Linked DNA regions of Mus musculus: region 2 is linked to region 1. A link is a loop called in an ENCODE intact Hi-C map of the cell type or tissue named here. Cell type or tissue: left cerebral cortex. All regions are shown on one strand. Each heading gives the region's core, and the rest is flanking DNA. Links, peaks and the distances in the headings are about the cores only.

Region 1 (6,742 bases), core at 2,261-4,760:
TGGTCTACAGAGTGAGTTCCAGGACAGCCAGGGCTACACAGAGAAACCCTGTCTCGAGAAAAAAAAAAAAAAAGAAGAAGAAGAAGCCACTATCATCCATGAATTAAATGATTTCTTTTCTTTGAACCTATATGTATTAATTTTTCAAAGGACGTATTCTTTAGGACGTAACTATTTTTCATTGGTGTGATGCAGGTGACATTTCCATGACATTGGATGCCTGCTACCTCTCTTTCCAAAGTTCCATAATACTAAAGTAACTACTCATTAAGTTGACATCTGAGCGCTTCTTGTAATATCTGACGCTAAAGCAGTTATTTTGATGTCTCTGCTAAAACCATCTAATTATGGTGTTTCTTCATAAAAAAGGTAGTCCATTAATCAATATCTGAATGTACTTCAAGTCCTCCCTACCATCCTTATCTGAGATTAAATCTTTCATTTTTAAAAATAATTTCAATACAAACTCAGAGGCCTGTGTGTGTTCTACAGGATGAATCACTTAATGAACCCTTTCTACCCTGGAGATTGATAGCTCCCCACCACCTTCCTGAGCTACATCAAGGTGTCCTTTGCTGTCACTTGCTGATCAGTCATTTAAACGTGCATCTCCACCTCTTGCTGCCCCTATTGGGCATGCAGCTAAACGGGCTCTCTGCTTCCCCATCTTCAGTCTCCTCCTATGCAGTTCAGAGTCCCTCCCACAGTTCCACTGGGGCTTTTTATCAATCTGAGGCCTACGGCTTTCCTTACCTCGTCAGCTTTTCTCCAGTCCTAGCATTTAAAACAATTAACTTTCCTACCATATTTAAACTTCAGGGAGATCGGCAAACTTAAGAAAATTCCTTGGCTGCCTCGCTGCCCCTGCAGGAAGTGTTTGCTATCGGGATCACGGGAAGTGACTTTATTTTTAGGCAAGGGGAAGAAAATGTAAGTAGGCTGAACCACAGGAGCAAGATGCTCTTCTCCACCGAGGGTCTGCTGCTCCCCTCCCCCGTCGAGAGGCAGCAGCCCAGGTTCAACCCTAGCACCACCACTTAGCAACTGTGCTTCCTGAAGGGGGACACAAAAATTTTCCACGACTCTCAGTGTCTTTACCTATGAGATGGTGACGATTCCTTCTTCATCTGGAGATGCAATTGAGGGTCAATGATCGGCGGACAGTTCAGATACAGCAGGCAGGTTGCATGCATGAACTGCTAACCAATTAAACACCTAATTTATTAGAATCACTATGTGATGATCCCGGAATAAAGCAAGTGGAAACACCTCAAAATGTAAACCAAGTAGTTCTAGTTTTATTGTAAGAAAATTCTAATTTTGCTTCGTAGCTATCTTCCCAGTCTTCAACAACAGGCAATGGTTTCAAACCAATGAATGTGCTAAATAAGCAGAACAGGTGAGTTTGGGGAGCCCCGCCCTCTACGCCCTGTCTGGACGAACGTGCCCTCACGTGTTCTAGGAAGAGCAGCAGCAGACATGTCCGGATTAAAAACGCCCTGCTGAAGCTCGCGGCTGAATTACAGGCTTTAGCATCTGTAATTCCAAGTCATTGGGCAATTCTATTATTTCTTGTCATTCTACCAAGACAACTACTAAACAGCTTTTCTACTGTTCTGTTATTTAAATCAAGGACTGCAGTTTGCACGAGGAAGTGCGGTTTGTCTCATTTTAAAGTAGAATGGAAGGAAAAATGCTAAAATAGGCATCACATTCCCAGGTGGAATTTGGTCTGCAAAGCATGGGCTGAGCTCAGCTGGTTAACTCAGGTTCCCTTCCAGCCTGAAATTGTGATTCCAGGCCAGGCTGCAGTCCTCCTCGGTGCTCCTTACAACAGCACCTCACAAACAGGCAAGTGAGACTTGGTGGAGATTCAGAAGTGTTTTCCTTTCACCAAGGCCACGCTGCGTCCCATGATGGCTATCTCTGTGACCGAGTTCCCAGCTGGAGTGCAATGTTAGAGAAACATGCATATGTATGCTGGATTCATGGGCTCGAGGTACAGTTTCTGGTGAGACAGTGATTTGGAGCAAGTGTTGTGGCTGAGGACATGGTTCAGTGGCTAGACTGCTTGCTAAGCAAACAAGACGGACTGAATTCAGATCCCTTAAATGCATGCAACACTTGCACACATTGGCAAGTGCACACAAACAAACACTTGGGCCCAGTGGCAGGTGCACACAATCCCAAACATTCGGGAAGCTGGATGCTCACTAGTATTCACTATCCAGGTCATCTTGCAAAGCTGGTGAACCCTAGTCCAGGAGACTCTGTCTTAATAATTAAAAATATATATATAGAGAGAGCAATAAAGATGCCAGACATCAAGAGGAAGGGAGGGAGGGAGAGAGAGAGAGAGAGAGAGAGAGAGAGAGAGAGAGAGAGAGAGAGAGAGAGAGAGAGAAATGTTGAAGAATGTGACTTTGTATTCCGGAAAATCTCGGGGAAAAATACCCTTGTACTACTGATATGATTCTCTGTATTAATGATGCCATTTCCTTTCAGGGCCACAGTAATTACCCAAAATGCCACCTGCTTTAGCCATCTTTACTTCTAGACAGCACACACATTTCCTCTCTGCCAGCCCCACAAGGTCTTCATTAGAACCACCACAGACCCAAAATAAATAAAGGCTAGCTCTCACAGCCTAGAGGCCCAGATTATTTTAATATTCCAAGAGTAACCAAGGCAACTAGAGTTTCAGAAACACAATATTACTGCCAATAAAACTTTTTGATTTGTTCAATTTTTGTATGACAGTTATTCTTTAAAACTGAAAATAAATGGTGTTAACTTCTAATGACAATTGGAAAATTTTTAGTATTAACTTTCAGCTTTATAATCTAAGTCCACATCAGTAAAATCACCCTTAAAAACTTTATGTACACACACACACATATACACACACACACACACACACACAGAGTTTATTTATATACTAGAGATATCACATCTTTGGGCATGTATTTATAAATAGGCCCAAAGAAATTTTCATGGAAATGTTAACGATTTCCATAAAAATTTCTCACATATTGCACGACACTTGCATATAACGTTTTAATTAATTACCTATTCACAAAACACTTGGGTACTTGCACATTTCAGCATGATTAATGCAGCATTAGTATGAGGACACAGTAAAGACTGTCTCATAAACCTCTCTTCAAGATGGTGCACACTTTACGGAGCACCACAGCTCAGTCAATGACCCAGCGGCCTGGCAGATAATGCTCCAATCTGTTCTGCACAAGATTCGGCCTCTTCCGGCACTGTTTGATTTAGGCCAGATGAGTCACATGGGAGATCCTCGGGCTATCAGGAAAGCTGGAGCCAGAGCATGTGGCACTTTGCAGCTCCCAGAAGCCAATTCAAAAATAGACTTGTGTGTGTCCTTCCTTCCTCCCGAGCAAATGCTGGGATTGCAACTGCTGTAGAGAAATAACTGGAAGGCGGGGAAGAAGCACATTCAGAGGCTGCCTCTGAATAGCTGCTAGGGGTGAACCACGGACCAGGGCAGTGAACTCCTCAAACATCGCCAGTAGATGTCTCCTCCAAAGCACCCGAACACATGCAAAAGGAATTCCAGATGGGAAGCCAGGGACTCAGAGCAGCGAGTAGCAGGGGTCTGGGCCCCACGCTTACAGCTTCAAGGACTGAGAACTGCTGTTCCCTTTAAGGAAACAAGGTGGGAAATCTATAATATCCCTGAGCAGTTTTTATATGTCTAACCGATCAGCCCAAGAGATTCCCCAAAGGCTCTTCTCCCTCTAAATTTGTATAAAGATCTAATGAGAAACTGACCAAATATGGCTGAAACTCAAAAACATCTGCTATACTGTACCAGTGTACCGAGGAGTCCCAGCCAGAAACAAAAGTCATAAATGTCCAGCTGATTGTTAGTCCTCAAAGGGCACCATAGAAGAAACGGCAAGGAGAAGAGTATACGGCTGCAGGAACCTCCATAAGGTTGCATTCTACAGGCCTGACGTCACACAGTAGACATTAGAGGTTTGATATTCTTGCATGGTTTATTGTTTTGTGTTTGCCCCTTAGGTTGAGTGGGTAGTGGTTATCTCTAGTTACATTCGGTCTTGATGGAACTCACCCTGTCACCTCCCATCACAGAAACCTAAGTTGGAGCCATCCCTCCACAGTACAAGGGGTGAGGACAAACATATCTATATGTGTCTCCAGTCAGGTTCTTGAGTCTCCCATCAATTCTATGATCCACAAAGCATTTTTGAAGCACTGTTTCTCTGCTGAAGGCAGGGAACACCCATGACCTTTGCATGAAATCAAGCAAAGGACAGGCATTAGCACATGTGCACACACACACAAACTTACCATGGGATAGACCACACATACAAACCTACAGCCACCAACCTATCCTAATAGACCACACCTCTGTTCAGATACACTGACCAAGCTAACACTATGTGTCTTAGTCAGGGTTTCTATTCCTGCACAAACATCATGACCAAGAAGCAAGCTGGGGAGGAAAGGGTTTATTCAGCTTACACTTCCACACTGCTGTTCATCACCAAAGGAAGTCAGGACTAGAACTCAAGCAGGAGCTGATGCTGAGGCCATGGAGGGGTGCTGCTTACTGGCTTGCTTCCCCTGGCTTGCTCAGCTTGCTTTCTTATAGAACACAGGACTACCAGCCCATGGGTGGCACCACCCACAATGGGCCCTCTTCCCCCTTGATCACTAATTGAGAAAATGCCTTTCATCTGGATCTCATGGAAGCATTTCCTCAAGGGAGACTCCTTTCTCTGTGGTAACTCCAGCCTGTGTCAAGTTGACACACAACACCAGCCACTCTAATAGGGACTGATTTCAGGAAGTCTTCTCCAGTCACTGGGTCTTTTTCAACCACTTGATTTACAAAGTGTGCCATTATTCGTGCTACCTCTCCACTCCTTTCAGATGTAAATCGCAGCCAGACTCATGCTACTTTGACAACCTGGGAGCTTCTCAGGGGACTCAGGTGCCTACATAAAATCAAGGCAGACAAGAGCCAGTCTTTCTGACTCTTCAGGTGGGGCAGAGCCTAACATTGGTGAGCATCCTCCTATACATTTTCAGACTACCCCTTATCCTGAAGATGTGATAAACTTTAGTGTTCCCTTGTGTGCTGACAATTAGCGAACACCAATGGTCTGGACTTCACCCCAGCTTTTGAAGATGCTGGTACCCTTGTGTCAGCAGGGTTCAGAACATGGTTTGGTCTCTCCCTTCCCTACTACAGTGACCTTGAATAAAGTCTTCTTGCCTATTGAGCTGTAAAGCTCTCTTGTGCTTTGACATCATTCATTGTCCCTTACGAAGGGGAACTGTGATCCTCACCTCCAGTGACACAGGGTTTGCTCCATATCCTTACCACGTTCAATGAAGATAACAGTAGGACTTGCTGCTTGCTGGCAAAAAGCTGGGAATTAGCCTCTAACCTTTCTTTTCCTTCTTTCTAGGGTATCTTTCCCCATAGGATCTCCTCTGCCCATCTGGGTTCGGAAGTCGAGTCAACAAGAGTGCATCTACAGCTGACCCCTTTGTGCCTCAGAGAGTGAGCATGAAATGCACTATTGAAGTGGATGTGTTTACAAAAGATAAAGATATGTTCTATGGGGTGAGGGTGAGGTATGGGAGGAAGGGGGTGCCTCGGCGGTCCCATGTGGAAGCATTCTTTCCCCCTGAGGGACCAGTCATATGATGGTACAGTATAGAATAGAGTGTATTCGGGGCATGGGGAGGGGAGTTAAGAGAGTAGTAGAAGCAGAGAAAGGCAGAGAGAAGCAGAGAGTAGAGAAGTAGAGGCCGGCCATGACCTTGAGCACATGGAGAGAGGGGCAAGGGAAGGGAGTGGGAAAGGGGGGAGCAAGAGCAAGACAGAAACAAGAGATCAAGAGAGGGAGGAGGGGGCAAACAACCCCTTTTATAGTGGGTCAGGCCTACCTGTCTGTTGGAAGGTAAATGTGGGCAGGAGCAAACCTGGCTGTGGGCAGGAGCATACCTGGCTCTTGCCAGGTAACTGTGGGGTGGAGTTTAGACAAAATGCTAACAGAAGTTGTGAGCTACTACAATTTGAGGATTATTAATACTGCACACAAAAAAACAAAAAAAAACAAACAAACAAAACAAACAAACAAACAAAAAAAAAAACCAGCAAGCTTGCCTCCTAACACACCCTTTCTGGCTTTAACCCTGTGCAGTTTAAATCTTAAAGGTCCCACTAAGTCCCATGTATTCGAGGCACAGTTACCACCCACAGTGCTACTGAAAAACTGTAGAACCCTTAAGGTCTAATGGGAAGAAGCTAAGTCCTTTCGAGTATAGACTTGAAGGAAATATTAGCGCCCACCTTCCTCTTTGCTCCCTGGATGACATGAGGTAAGTAGCCTACAGCCCCAACGTGCTCTCCCTGCCGTGACAGACATGCAACCTCACCACAAACACAAACAGCAACAGAGCTGACCAAGCATGGACCGAGACTTCCAAAACTGTGAGCCAGTAAAATCATTTGTACCTTTGCAACCAATTGTCTTGGGTATTTTGTTATAGTAGTGGCACTAAAGGAAGGACTAATTAACACACACTAAAATGTGGGATATTCAGAAGGCGTCCAATTATTTCTAACATTGACTGTCATGAAAAAAAAGTTATTTAGACAGTCCTCAGATCAATACCTGCCTGAGGATTATAGGATGCACTCTAGGACTTTAAATTAAGTATGTGTACTACA
Region 2 (6,742 bases), core at 1,720-4,219, 78 kb after region 1:
GTGGAGCAAAACGAAATGGACGTTGATGAGCCATGGGTAAACTGAGAACAATAGTTGCTTTAGATAGAAACCACATGTTTAAATAGTCAAGGTGAGATTTTCCTGTGTCAGAGAGTGCAAAGAGAGTGCACAGCTCCTAGAGAAGAAGACTCAAAGCTTGTGGCCTACACCAGGCCTCAACAGCAGGACCCTCCCCACCCATCCAAAACCCAACTACTACACAATTCCCATCCTCCTTAATACGTGTAAATCTTCATTTACTCACTAAGACGTTGCTCTATTTGTTTTTGTTTTGTTTTTTTTTAATACTGACACTCATTGAAGGTCACCAGGGGTTTTGATGTGCTAATGAAAGATTCCAGTTTTATTTACTACAATGGACAAAATGAAACAGGCTCCCAAACTCTTTGGGATCAACCAGGAATGTCTAACATCTAAATCAAAGGCCACTCCATGGAGTGATGTAGAGCAGAGACAATCTCACCGAAGTCACGTGCAATGCCGTGGGGAGGTTGAATGCAATACTTAACTTAGAAGTTTTAAGCTAAAACACAATGGTGGGTTTTAAAACAGTGTACTCAGTGTACTATTAAAATATTTACAGGTGTAAACCCCTTCAAGCACACTAAGGGAGAAAGACTATCAGCTTCTTATTCTCACCAATTTCTATCAAACACAGACGGTAGTAGCTGGGAGATAAAGCATTTAAAAACCTGCCAGAGTAAAAGGCAAAAAGATTCCTATAATGAAAGTCTGCTCGTTCTCAGGGAAATGAAGTAGAATTAGATGCCGCAATCGTGACAAAATTCAGAACCTGGGCAGAATCTGGGCAGTAAATGAAGCTTTTCACTGATGTCCAATGCAGAAAGCTATCTGACATCAACATATTGAGCTGACTGTTTCAATTCCTATTCCCTTACACCAAATTGTTTGAAACCTTTGAGATAAAAACTTCAATAAAACTAGTGTTCTGATCTTTTAATATTTTATTCCCTTGAGCATGTCAGATTAATCTCCAGATGGCAATGGGCAGAATGAGCGACCAACCATGTTCTTAAGCCCATGATTCTCTGAAAGGACAATAATGTAAGCAGCTGCATTGGCAGCAGAGACTTCAAACTTTCTCAATCCTCAACAGCAGTACTGTTTTAACCGGCTAGCTTTCCTCTCGCTCATTAGATCTTTGTATCCACTCAACACATACCCAGGCACACAGTAGGCATTTAACAAATAATGTTTAAATAAACTGTTGGAATGGCTTAAGGGGGAAAGAGGCAGGCAGTCTTACGAAGAACAGCATGAGTCCAAATCCTGGCATTGCCCAGCAACAAGGACCATCTCCAGAATTAGGGTTATCACAGTGGAGCACGATTTTGCACGTGTAGATCTTCAAAGCGGCATCAAGAGGATTGTTCTCTAAGCTGGCAAGCAGCCATCCAAGAGCCACTTAGAAGGACATTATGCTCCAGCCTCACCATTCCTGAAAAACTATGTCTGCACTCCCGGATCCCCTATTCTTTGGATTTCCACCACATAATTTAAGTTCAAGACTCGACCTCTCTCCCTCGACACCCTGGTTATTCCATAGCTGTTCTTTAGTGTCTGCTCCAAATACCTCATCACACAATGCTAGGCACTGTGCAGAATGCACATCAGGATGGCCGTGGACATGGCTGAAGGTGACAGGGGGTGGCAAGAAACAGTGAAGCATGGGAAAGAAACCAACTCAAGACACCCCCCCCCCCCGGTGGGTATCCAGCGGTTTCTCACCCTTCACCCAAATTCGCTGCCCACCCTTTGGAAAGCCACTGCCAAACAGCTAAGGGAGCGCGACGCGGGACTGGCGGGGTCAGGACTTGGGGGAAGGGAGTGGGGTTCAGGAAACCAACAGACGCGGGACAGTACCTGGTGTGGCTGTGGTTGCGGGGACAATCCTTCTTCTCCATGATGGCCGGCACGCAGTTGGTGAGCTCGGTCCAGTCGGCATGCAGCCCGCAGCTCCAGCCGGTGGAGAAGCGGGAGAAGAGCCAGGTCTCCTTCTTGCCCGGCCGGTGGCAGGTGCACTTTTTCTGGCCAGCTTTGCAGCTGCATGGCTGCTCCAGACGAATGTTCTTCACCAGGTGCCGGCCGAACGTGGTGCCCCCGGTCTTCTGGATGTGCAGGAACACGATCACATCCCGCCCTTTGATGTTGAAGTCCACGAAGCGGGTCAGGTCCTTGAGGGTGAAGTTGAATCGAGGCACGAACCGGGGCAGGGAGCCGTTTTCGGGCGCCTCGGGGTCCGGCTCCTCCTCTTCTTCCTCCTCCTCCTCCTCCGGGTCCCCGGGATCCTCATCCTCATCCTCGGGAGCCGCGACCCCACGAGACCCCTCGGGCGGTCCCCGGGGTGGCGGTGGCAGCTGGGGCCGCCGCTCCCACTCATCAAGGGGTGCTTGTGCCCGTCGGGCAGGACTCGGGACAGCGGGCGGGCGGGCCTCCCCGGAGCGGAGCTGCTCCCCGAAGTTGGTGCATGAGCTGGTGCAGGAAGGGGACACGTACTGGTACATGATGACCACGAAGAGGAGAGTGAGCACCGGCGTCAGCAGCCACTTGTTGAACCTTTCATCCATGGTCCCGTTCTCAGGCCGGCAGGTGAGGTGGCTGCGGCGCCAGCGGCGCGATCGGGCGCCTGCTCGGAAGTTTCGGGGACTCCGGGGCGCGGCTCGGAGCCCGCCGCTCCTCCATGCCCCTGCCGCCGAAGAGAACGGCTGTCTGGCTGCCCCGCCGCACTCCGGGGTTGGCAGAGCCGGGGCCTACGAGCGGAGCCGAGAAGACGGGCGCCGGCGCCGGCGGCTGTGGCGTGGGGCTCCTCTCGATCCCTGGGGCGCCGGGCTCCAGCCGGCTCCTCTTGTACCTGGACGCGGCGCTCTCAGGCGACACGGAGCATCCCGCCGCCGGTCGGTAGACGCTCAGGCGCTGCGGTGCGGGGTTCGTGTCCCGGACCTTCCCGGGGCAGCTGCGGTGGCGAGCACAGGAGCTGCATGAGGCTCACCAGGGCGCGGGCCAAGGGCGAAGGCTCGGCCCGGTCCCGCAGCCCCAGCCCTCCGCGTGCACCGCGCCCGGCACCTTTGCCCACGGGTCCCTGGGCGCCGAGAGCCCGCCGCAAGTTTGCAAAGCCGCCCCTCGGCGGCGGCGAGCAAGACGCCTCTGCGGAGCCGCCTCCCGGGCAAATCGCACTACTGCTCCGGGTCCGCCCGCCCAGGCGCAGGCAACGCGCACACACTCGCTCACGCGGGCTGGCACCGCCACAACCCGCCAGCCGGTGTGACAGGAGCCCTGCTACCCGCAGCAAAAAAACCTGCCCTAGGTACGGAGCATGCGCCAAAGCCTTCCTCAGCCCCGGAGGAGTTTCCAGGGGAGGAGTCCACGGCTCCGCGGGGCTCGCGGGAGGCTGCTGGGGGTGGGAATCCCTTCAGCCTGGAGCCTAGGGAGATCTGGCAGAAAGGCTACCGCGGAGCGAGAACAGGCCCCATGGAGGGCGTTGCTAGCGATGATCTGATTCCTCTAAATTGCAACATTGGCAGCTTTCTCAGTGTGAGAGTGGACAGAAACCTGGTTGGTCTTGTTTGCAGGAATAAAACACCCCTATGGCAGAAAGTCTCACGCAGACTAAACAGGCGGTTGCTTGTCCTTCCTCAGCAGGGTACATAGGTTCCAGACTTCATTTACTGCCTCCCAACACGCTCAAACTGATGCTCCAGTTTGTTCCAAGCTTCCTCAACTATGAACTTAGTAGGTCCAACACTACAACTTTATTCAACCAGCAACCATTAAAAAGCCTGCTTTATAAAGAGATTTGTGTTTGATGCGAACTCCCTTTCCATGGCTCCAAGACGCAGCCCTGCAGGATATAAGTCCTAAAATCCATTCCATTAACACAAAGTGGGCTCTTCGATGTTCAAGACTCGCCCTTTTCCCACCCCAGTAAGAAGCAACATCAGCTGCCCTCACCTGTGTTCCACAGTGAAGACCTCCTTCGTTGTCCACCGAGGTTTTCATTAAAAAACTTCTTTCGAGTGTGTACATTTTGAATTTGCCCCAGGATCCAAACTTCTTTGCTTAAATACACTTTATGGTTTTTCAGATAATGCATTGATACACCGTTCAATTCACATCAGTCTGGAGTATTTGACCCACGATGTCTAGACCAGCTAGGGCTGATTTCCAAGATAAGAGTAGCCCTGTGTTGACATTTGGGGCAATGCAGTGTGAGTCCCTGACCCAGACTAAAGGTGGCCCCAATAGTTACCAGAGCCACACAGACCCCAGTTGTGGTCTCCCACACCAGTCGCACCAGCCTACTGTCTCCTTGGGGGCACTATGCGGGACTTGTTCCTTTCTGAGAACAGTGTTGGCCTCTTCTGTCAAGTCCCCACATACAACCATCACTTCAAATCCAGATCTCCTTCTCGAACACCAAAGCTTGCTCATCAGAGGTTATTTTTATTGTTCTAGACAGGTGGAGTTCTTCCCAACAAAACATTCCCCCTCTGCTTCCACCCTGTTCTCAACTTTATGTGCAACTGCAGGACTGAGGGCTGTCTATACTGTAGAAGTCCAGGTTCCTAAGTAGGGTGCTAGATACGACGACTCCACTTCTCTAAAGCTTTTTGCACTCTTTTTTTCTCTCTCACTCAAGTTTAAATTCCTGGTAATGACACCATATGACACTCCAAAACAAGGAATTGTGCTTTTTTAAAAGCAGAACCCAGTAAAACCCAGCAATTGTTTCCTAGATGCATCGAATTGACAGGGACATTTTTTAAAGGCTGGAGATTGATTCCAGCCTTAAAATGCATGCACGGGTCCTGGGTTTCGATTTCCAGAGCTAATTATTCTTAAAGCTGGACATGATGGCCAGTGCTCCTAATCTCAGCATCTCTGCTAAGGAAGCAGAGTCAAGACACAAGCCGATCCCTAGGACTCTGATAACCAGCCAGCTTAGCCTACTGGGCAAGTTCCGGGCCAATGATAGACTCTGTCTCAAACAAAAGGTAGATGGAATTTGACGAACAACATCCCAAAGTGTCCTCTGGCCTCCACATGCACAAGAACACAAGAACACATGCTGGAGTGGGGGTATTTCACTTCAGGTAAAAAAAAGAAAGAGAGAGAGAGAGAGAGTCATTATGCCTTTGTACACTGTTTTATTGGAGAAATATCCTATTTTCTAGAATATTCTTAGTATCCATAGCTAAGTAGAGCCTTTATACACAAATGAGTAGTGGGAGTGTCGGTGGTAATCTGCAGAGTGGAAAAGCACTTTCCTACCCATCTTCTCATTTGCTCCTCAGAGCAGCACTCTAAGGAGATTCTACAAAAAGAAGATGGATAACATCTCATTTCTGAGATGAGGAGACTGAGCCAAGGAAAGCCAGGTTAGAGCAAAGTCAAAGCTAGAAACATCTAACACTCTGAAATCCATTCAAATCACCACCCAAGAAATCCACAGAACAACAGAAACACAGCTCACAGCTTCCTCTCTCCCCTCCTGAGACCCTGGGAGGCAGGAGACAGGGAGAGACAACAGCGTTGCTACACAACAATTAAGCTGTTCTCCCTCTCCCTATGGCTTGCCAGGCAGAGCAGAGCAATTTCACATCCTGCGATGTTTGGGTATCTAGTCAGAGTTTCCAGATAAACAAAGGAAAGACAGTACCGATCATAAATCGACTGCGTCATTACTAAAATAGGTCATTTATGAGAATTTCAGAAGAAAATGTTGTAAAACTATAATAGTCATGCTGTTCATAACTTATGTGTCCATAAGTATGTCTGCCCTCATAACAGTATTCAAAAAGCATTATCCCATAATCCTATAAAAAATCTTTCCTGTTATTGTTTTTACCTTCAGTAAAATAGATAACAGGGTGCCACCATTTCCTTGAGATAATTGGAGGAAAAACAATGCACAGATTCAAGGCAATTGCATAGATAATTCAGGCTGTGCTCAGAAACTCGTGTCTAATGATAGGTAACTGTGGTTGGGTAAACACTGTGTCTGTCCCAGGTGTGATCTCCCTCGTACCCCAGCAGAACTTGCCGTAAACTTAATCAACGCTCTTAAATCCTGCAATAAACAGGCTTCCTTATCTACGAGGGCAGACCTCAAATTCTGGTGAAAATGAATAGAAACTTTCTAAAACTGAATGCTCCCCAGGTGAAAGGAAAAACATATTTGGATTCAGCTTACTATAGTTACTCCACGATGACACCAGCTGGCAATTGTTTCTGGCTAACAGATTGCAGCTACTATGATTCCTACATAAATTATTAAAATAATAAAAGTAATGTTTTCAAAAAGCTTTCTTCCACTTCCTCTGCCAGTCTAGCGAGTAAGCTTAACACTTAGCTGTCTGTGAGGCAGTGTGTTCTCCCAGTGTTATGCCTCAACGAGCTTTCCTGTGATTATTTTCTTGCCTGATTCTTTCTCTACCTCCACTTTATTTTTTTTCTTTCTTCCTCTGTTCCTCTCAAATACTCTCAAACCTGTTACCAGCATTGCATGCCCCCCACTTCCAGGATTCAAACTTTTGATTAGAACAGTCCTCCTTTAATCAACTTCAATTGGGAGATAAAATTGCATCTCATCTTCTTCCTTTTCCCGTTGGTACAAGAAACTGCCTTTGAGAACGGTGAGGACACCCTGGGGAGATGGGTGATCCCACTGTCCCAGACAATGTTTAGGCCCCTTGCATTTGCA

Evidence for each region. Peaks named below come from ENCODE experiments on the same cell type or tissue, not always from the same donor. Only the 100,000 strongest peaks of a DNase experiment are listed, where the experiment ranks them.
Region 2: it touches region 1 in a loop (2.9-fold over the local background); 2 of 42 quality-filtered maps call a loop at or near these places.

Annotation. Positions count from the first base shown.
Region 1 is chr14:119,212,634-119,219,375 of GRCm38, reverse strand. The region is part of intron 1 of Hs6st3 (heparan sulfate 6-O-sulfotransferase 3); the gene reads right to left. Among named protein-coding and RNA genes, the nearest start is that of Hs6st3, 78 kb to the right of the region's middle. In left cerebral cortex, for the core only: no CTCF peak of the experiment used is centred there; a DNase peak (open chromatin) is centred at 3,341; H3K27ac peaks cover 760 bases.
Region 2 is chr14:119,134,282-119,141,023 of GRCm38, reverse strand. It overlaps Hs6st3 (heparan sulfate 6-O-sulfotransferase 3), which reads right to left and starts at 2,759. Exons shown (of 2, transcript NM_015820.3): 1 at 1,906-2,759. The coding sequence starts at 2,609. In left cerebral cortex, for the core only: a CTCF peak has its summit at 3,209; DNase peaks (open chromatin) are centred at 2,122, 2,612 and 3,328; H3K4me3 peaks cover 2,168 bases; H3K27ac peaks cover 1,848 bases.